Linked DNA regions of Homo sapiens: region 2 is linked to region 1. A link is a contact called in ENCODE Hi-C or POLR2A ChIA-PET data. All regions are on one chromosome and are shown on one strand. Each heading gives the region's core, a stretch centred on a gene start or an enhancer-like site at or near the end of the contact. The rest is flanking DNA. Distances are from core to core; before and after follow the strand shown.

Region 1 (3,645 bases), core at 382-2,881:
AACATCCATGCTCTCAAACTACAGGCAACTGTTTATATTTTGTATATTTCTTTCCATTTCAAGGCAGATATGTAATATATTTATATCTATATGTTATCTATATGTGAATATAGTTTACATCCTATTACAATACCTCATATCCTATACTTTGCATCCTGATTTTAATTTTATATCACTCCGCGTATAACAGCCTTATAAGATGGTTTTTACTGGCTTTATAAAAACTCAATAGATGGCTATTCCATAATTTTAAAAACTCAGTAATTCCAAGGGGAACATCATATCTCCACAGGTGGACTGTCAATAATTTTGAGAAAAATTTTCCCCCATGATTCTGATTTGTTTTAACCAACCTATTAATTTTGAAATTTCAAACAGTGTTAATGGAAGACACCCTGACCCTTCCCTTTGGAAAATATGGGCTAAATAAAAGCGGTTGAAAAATAATGATTTTATCAATGTCCCTTGTTGGACATTCAGTTTATTTAAATGGATACACCTCATACCCAAATCTTTTTAGAGTTCTCATTAGGTTTAGGATACTTCTGAAAGGGTGGAATTGCTGGACCAAACGATGTGAACATTTTAATAGTCTTGATACATACTGACTGTCTGCCAGAAAACTTAGGAGTTTTAAATCTCCGACAACATTGTATGAGAAAGCTCATTATCTCACATATGGATCTACAGTAATCCTCTTAAATTGTATATCGTTCTGACTTGTATTTCCTACTTTTACATAGCTTCATTTCCCAATTCCTGTTAGAATTCCCTGATTCTAACAGGATCACACTGATCCTGTTAGAAGAGAGAAATATATGACTCTCACTTCCTTGCTCCTGTGACTGTAAGAATGCCTACCATTCATTAAACGTTAAACTCTCCGCAGGAATGAGACTAGAGTGCCCTTAATATTATTACCGGCATCTCATTGATCCCTCAAAACGACTCCTTGTCGTTGTTCTTATCTTCTAAGTGAAATGACCTAGACGTTGGGGGAGGGCAGCCCCAACCCACAGCGAAGAGCTTAAGTACTGGGATCCGAGACGGGATTTCACACACCTGTAACTAGCACCAGAGTTAAGGGGTGGGGAGGGGCAGCGTGGGCAAAGCGAAACGAAACCGAGCAAAAACAAAAACTACGGCCTTGCCGCTTGCTGTCTCCTTCTAGTTGGCCAGTTTCTAAATTAAAATAGAGGTAGCTTTGCTGCTGTCAGCGGCGTGTGTACGGACCAGTTTATTCCATTCCTAAGGACCAGACTGTCAGCGACAACTCGCATTGCGTGAGCGAGGAGGCTGCTCAGCTGAAAGCTGAGGCAGATGGTGCACATTTATACCCTTTGCAAAAGGAAATGGTCTGATATGGGAAATAGGAGGAGCGACTGTTCCTAGGTAATTCGTGGCTACAGTGGACACTTTGAAGTCTGGGGGACGCGAAGGTAATGAAACCTGAAGAGCGCACAATCTCACACGATCGACGCCTCTGGGCTCAAACAGGAGGAAGAAGGACGCATGCGTCACGCGCACGCCAGGGGTGTCCCTCCGGGAGCGCTCTGCGCAGGCGCGGACGCAGGTTACAGCAGCGCTTGGCCTCTGCTGATGCCGTCGTTATCCTACCCCTCCCCCGTCCCAGCTCTACGGCGGCCGCGCGCTCCAGGCCGGTCGCTCCACCCCCCGGCTCCCGGGACTGTGGACTCCACGACCCTGTCCTCGGCCCTGTCCGCGCCGAAGCAGCCCGGGACTGCGCAGCGCCCCGCGTGCCGGTGAGCGACCCCGGACGTGCAGTCCCCAGGTCCCCTTCCGGAGCGAGGCTGAGCGGCTGCGCCGCGGCTTGAGCCGGGCCTGACAAGGAGGGGAGGCCGCTGGGGTGCTGGGCCAGCCGCAGGTACGGCGGCGGTCAGGGCTGGTGATCGAGTTGCTGTGTCGCCTCTAATGAGGCCCAGCCAGGGAACACTCGGCTTCGGCCCAAGCCCTACCTCTGGGTTGCCTCTAGGCCCTCACACCTTGAGCGCCAGGTGGCCCTCTTCCTTTTGCTGTTGATGAATGTTCTTGCCGTGGTGCCGGGATCTTATTTTGCAGCTTTACAGAGTAGGCTTTGTGCTAGGTGTTGTTTATGGAGCTTTTCAAAGGCGCTTGTTTCCTTAGTTCTCAAGCCCTTTTAGAACTAAAACCAGTGTCTACACAGAAGATCAGGAGCCATTTAAATTGGAGTGCTGTGATATATTTTTTCTCTCCAAACTGAGTCTGATATCCATGTTGACTTTCAGTAAACTAAGGAACCGCTATAATAAATAACACTGAGCCCACAGAGGTTGCAGAAGAGGGTCTAGCACCCCTTTTTTAAACCATTGAGTCTCCCAAGAATAAAAGTGGTTACACTTGTCAGTTCTCTAAGGAAAATCTAGTAGAGAAGGCAAGGGATTCCCAGTTTCTCACAGAGTCTGGCACTTGTCCAAACACCTACCCTAAAGCAGAATCGATCATGGCAGCTATTAGATTAGGACAGAAAACAGGCTCAAACGGAGAGCCACTTGAGTCTGCCTTTCTGTGTCTTTTTTCTCAACGCGCTCCAGTTAAGATGCAGCTTACAGCCTGGCTGTGTTGACTGAGATCCCAGAAAGAGTGCCCTTAAGGCCTTGCTGATAAGGCCCAATGATCCCAATTCATCTAGTGTTCCGCATAGACCCCAAGGTTACAGTGTGTGGGGACAGTGATGTTAAGTCTTCCCTATCCTACCTGTGGCTGACAGGTGTTGATTAAGACAATGATTTTTTAGAAGTCATAAATCATTTGTATTTTTGATGTGGGCAGTGATTTTTATAAATACATAGTTTTTTTTTTTTGAAAGAGTGAAAATCTCATTTTACATTTGTTTGCATACCATTTGTATAGTTTTTTAAATTCTGTTTATTTGAGTGACAGCAACAAGTGGATGGCATGCGAATTTTATTTATTTTTTTATCTTTGTATTTATTTTGTGTATATTCATGGAGTACAAGTGCCATTTGCTACATTGATACACAACATCCTGGTGAAGTCAGAGCCCTTAGTGCATCCAGCACTGGAGCAACACACATTGTACCCACCAAGCAGGCTCCTATCAGGCATGCCAGTTCTAGAAAGTAAAATTTTCTTCATACTCTAGGATGAACTGACTTACTTGGAATGTCTGTTTTGTTTAATCAAATAAGTGAGAATTTTTGAAAGAAATACTATCTGTCTGAATGTATGTAATCTATTTTTAGGAACCGCTAAAAGACATATCAAATTTAGAAGGAGTATAATTATGTTATTTTTCAGTTTTACTTTTTCACTTTATTTTTTCTCAGGATATAAGCAGGAAAATACCAGCAGGGTGTATTATATGACTGTTAAGTTCTTTTCAGCTTTAAAAGGGTATGACCTTAAGTATAAAGTTACTTCATTATCTACCTGCAGAAGTTATTTTTGTGTAGGCACTAGTACTAATTATTTATTTCTACTTAGATTTTTACATTTGTATTGTTATTTTGATACTCTTATCCTAAAATTTTTGAAGTTAGTGTTCTAAATTTTGCTGCTTTGTATTGGTAACTTATATTTAATATTTTGGAACATTGGCTTCATAATTTTAACTGTCAACTGTTGAATGAAAAAAAAACTGTG
Region 2 (3,731 bases), core at 1,037-3,536, 520 kb after region 1:
GCTGTTTAATTTGCCTGAAAGGGTTAACACTTGTTGCCACTATTTAGCTTAAACTGAACCTTTTTTTCAATAGTTTTCCTTCTACCAGTAAGCTGAAATCAGCTTTCTTGAGTAAATGTAAGTTTTAATGCAGGGTGGGGTAGGATGGAGTGAATGAGAAAGGGAAGATGGGTGGATGTGGGCTTTAAGGTATTAATGAAGTTCAGTTTTGGAGTAGAGCCCAAAGGGAGAGCAGTTCTAGAACTCATGCTAGTCTCTTGTAATAATTGGAACTTCCAGAGATAGGCAAAATCTGCTGGCTCCTCCAGAGGAGGTAACACAAAACGCAAGGAATGTGGCTATGGCTCAGTCTTGGAGATAAGATGCATCCCAGTTTTGTTAAGGCCAACTAACTACTAAACTCTGGAAAAGTGGTATTACATCCTTGTCTTCAGCCACAGGTTTTTCCCTAGTGAAAACACTTCCAAGTATATTTTGTCTCATTCATTCTAAGTCCCATCTATGTTTTGGTGAGAAATTATTAGGTTGCATGCTACAAACTCCCACACAACCTGCTTTGGGAATTTTCTTGTAAGCACCCTGGGGACTCTCATGAAAGAAAAGTGCAGCACATATAGCTGGCCTCACGCGAACTGGACATTTGTCAGGAAGTGACTCTCTGTTTTTCTCCCTCCCTAGAGCTACATGATTTTTTGTCCCAGCTTCTCCACGTGTGTCTGCTATATTCTTCGGTCTCTGGAGACTAATTTCCTATAAACATTTCCATATAGGAAGCGTAAAAGAACAAAAATTTGTGGTAGTTGTAGTTGGAGTGTTATAGGACTTGTACAGAAGCTGCGAGCTGACTGTTTTAAATTAGACCGTGTATTAATTTGGGATGGATTGTAGGGGGTTTCAGCTACCACTGACACACCATCACACGTCCCTGTGAATCTGGCCTGTCTGTGAAAATCCTGGCAGATGATTCAATGTGGCCTTTCAGTGTCTCAATTCCAAATTCCTAGACCAGAGAATAGTTGCCCAGCTTCAATCTCTCATCAGTGCTCAACCCATTATTAATATTCCCCTCCTCTTCCAGCATAGTGTTTTGGCCCAAACCAAGAAAGATGCAAGTGAACAGCTTTCTATATATAATAGAGAAACTTGGAGCCCTGTACTGTCCCAGATGTTATCTTATCACCTTGGTATTTCTTTTTCGTACATGGGAACAACAAAGCATGTATCCTGACTTAGAGTGGAAAGCAAAATAAAAGCACCCATTGGTAATAGCCTTCCTCAAATCCCCTGAACCAGACATCTCCCATTTCCTTTGACTAAGCTCATTTCCTGACAGCCAGCCATCTGCCTTTCAGGACTCTTAAATTGTAGTTTACTAAAAAACAAGCAGCTATGTACACTCCCTCTTCACTTGCTGACATCATCTTTGGAAGGTAATTTCTTAGAGTTTTCATCTATGTGAATTCTTTGATGTGATTAAATTGTATACACACACGCACACAAACACCATGAATGTAGTTTAAAGAATAACTGTTCATAAAACTTTAAAAAGTCTAGAAATTGTAAGCAAAATTAAAACCCTTTTTATTTTCAGGCCTTATTTTTTGTTATTTTATTTTGAGACAGTTTCGCTCGTGTCGCCCAGGCTGGAGTGCAATGGTGTGATCTTGGCTCACTGCAGCCTCTGCCTCCCGTGTTCAAGTGATTCTCCTGCCTCTGCCTCCAGAGTAGCTGGAATTACAGGCACATGCCACCACGCCCGGCTAATTTTTGTATTTTTAGTAGAGATGGGGTTTCACCACGTTGGCCAGGCTGGTCTCGAACTCCTGACCTCGTGATCTGCCCACCTCATCCTCCCAAAGTGCTGGGATTACAGGCATGAGCCCCTGTACCCAGCCCAGGCTGACTTTTTTATTTTTGGTAATTTAAAAATTTGAGTCTACTCATAAGGCTGTGTATTTATTGGTGATATTTCTGACAGTTTGTTGTGATACAATTTGAGATGCTGGGCTTCTTCCATTTTTTCTTTCTTTCTTTGCCATGTTTTCGATTTCAATCATTTACCTAAACTTATTTCTTACAACATAAAAAACTGTATTCAGAGCTCACTTTTTTGGATTTCCTCTTCTAAATAAAATAAGACTACACTCCCGCCCCTCTTCCCCACCACCGCCCCACTCCCGCCCCACTATCTTCTGTTTGCAGTTTAGGCCAAAATGTGTGTGATCATTAAAAACAAAAACAGAACTAAACCTCGCAAGCAGGCTGCAGCTCTGGCTGGGTTCCAGGATTCCATTAGCCAGACAATGGGTGGCCCCAGCTGAGCCAACAGGCAGCCTGAGTGTTGTGGGAGGAAGCCTATCTTGCCCTCTTTGGGTGTCGGGCTACCTGAGCAGGGTCTAAGGCAGGTTGAAGCTCGGAATGGGGTAAACAGATTGTTTTGCAAACAGTTGGTAATAAACGTTTAGCATGGCCTGTACTACTTATATTTGCATTAAAAATCAATTAAATTTGGTAGTGTGCATTTAATATTCTATTTTACAAGTTTATTTTTTTCCTCTTAGAATTATTTAAATAAAACTGCAACCAATTTTGGAATAACTACAGGAGAGCAAGAAATAGCTTAGCAGAAAGCTAAAAATAGATATATTCTTTTAGTTTCTTTCTTATTTCCAAAAGACTTAGCACTATACTTGGGATTATAAAGACTAAAACAAATAAAACAATAAAAAATGCAAGGATTAGCATTTCATTGCATTAAATAAGCAACTGCTGCCTTCTATATTTGGATTTTGAATCTCTCAGCAATTTTGTTATTACTCTGTATGAAATTACCACAAGTGAAGAGGACTGACATCTGATAAATGTACAAGCCTGAAGTTATATTTTTGAGAGGACATTTTAATTTAAAAAACAACACATGAAAAAGTCTTTAGTTTACCAAGCACTTTGAAGTATGTTATTTCAGTTACTCCTCCAAATAACCGACACAGTCTCTAGAAGGTACAGTCCACGAAGACAGGGATCTTGGCTAACTAATCATGGCATTCATAGACCCCCCCCTGGAGAAAACCTCTGAGTTCCACTGAACTGTAATGTGCCAAGGTTGTACTGGTACTTCACATACAGAATTTCATCTCATAACAGCACCTCCCAAGAACTCTCTCTTCACCCTAAATTGAGAATTTTAAAAATCACATTTTATAGAAGAGTAAACTGAAGTTCCTATAAGACCTCCCATTCTTAGCAAACTTTTTTTTTCTTTTTTACTCAAAGCCACCATAGCACAAAAAATTATATGCTTAAAGTTATGCAGCTTCTAATTGACAGATCTAGGACATCTATCCATATGTTATGTCTCTAGCTACAGTCCTCTTTCCACCAAATGTCACCTGTTATTGTAATTTTTTTAATCCATCATTATGCAAACACTGAGGAACAGGGAGACATCATAAGCCTGGGCTGGAAAAGAGAGTTAGCTAAGTTGTGGAATGGACCTAAGTGTCCATCAACAAATAAATAGATAAATAAAATGTAGTACATATGCACAATGGAAAACAACTATTCACCTTAATAAGAGAGAAATTCTGTCATTTGCAACAACAGGGATGTACGTGAAGGACATTATGCTAAGTGAAGTAAGCGAGGCACAGGAAGAGAAATACCACATGTTCTCACTCTATGTGTAATCTAAAACAATGAAACTCATAGAAACAGAGAGTGGAATGGTAGTT

Evidence for each region. A loop is a pair of places that touch in the nucleus more often than their neighbours do. ChIA-PET counts read pairs that join two places held with the same protein, here RNA polymerase II (POLR2A). Pooled maps may share reads with other maps.
Region 2: a map of CD4-positive, alpha-beta memory T cell shows a loop between it and region 1 (5-fold over the local background). The contact joins the enhancer-like site here to the promoter of TMEM106B in region 1. A Hi-C loop is called at or near these places in 1 of 168 maps with a recorded cell type or tissue (CD4-positive, alpha-beta memory T cell) and 6 of 50 pooled maps. POLR2A ChIA-PET finds 5 or more read pairs at or near these places in 1 of 52 experiments (GM10248).

The regions. Positions count from the first base shown.
Region 1 is chr7:12,209,663-12,213,307 of GRCh38, forward strand. TMEM106B (transmembrane protein 106B) reads left to right here and starts at 1,632. Exons shown (of 8, transcript NM_001134232.2): 1 at 1,632-1,763. RefSeq lists enhancers at 1,031-1,180, 1,314-1,832, 1,391-1,440, 1,833-2,349 and a silencer at 1,621-1,930.
Region 2 is chr7:12,727,030-12,730,760 of GRCh38, forward strand. No RefSeq gene overlaps it. Among named protein-coding and RNA genes, the nearest start is that of ARL4A, 41 kb to the left of the region's middle. RefSeq lists an enhancer at 2,075-2,598. Within about 2 kb of position 2,287, at least 8 of the 41 ENCODE cell types and tissues checked have a DNase peak (open chromatin) inside an H3K27ac peak, as active enhancers do.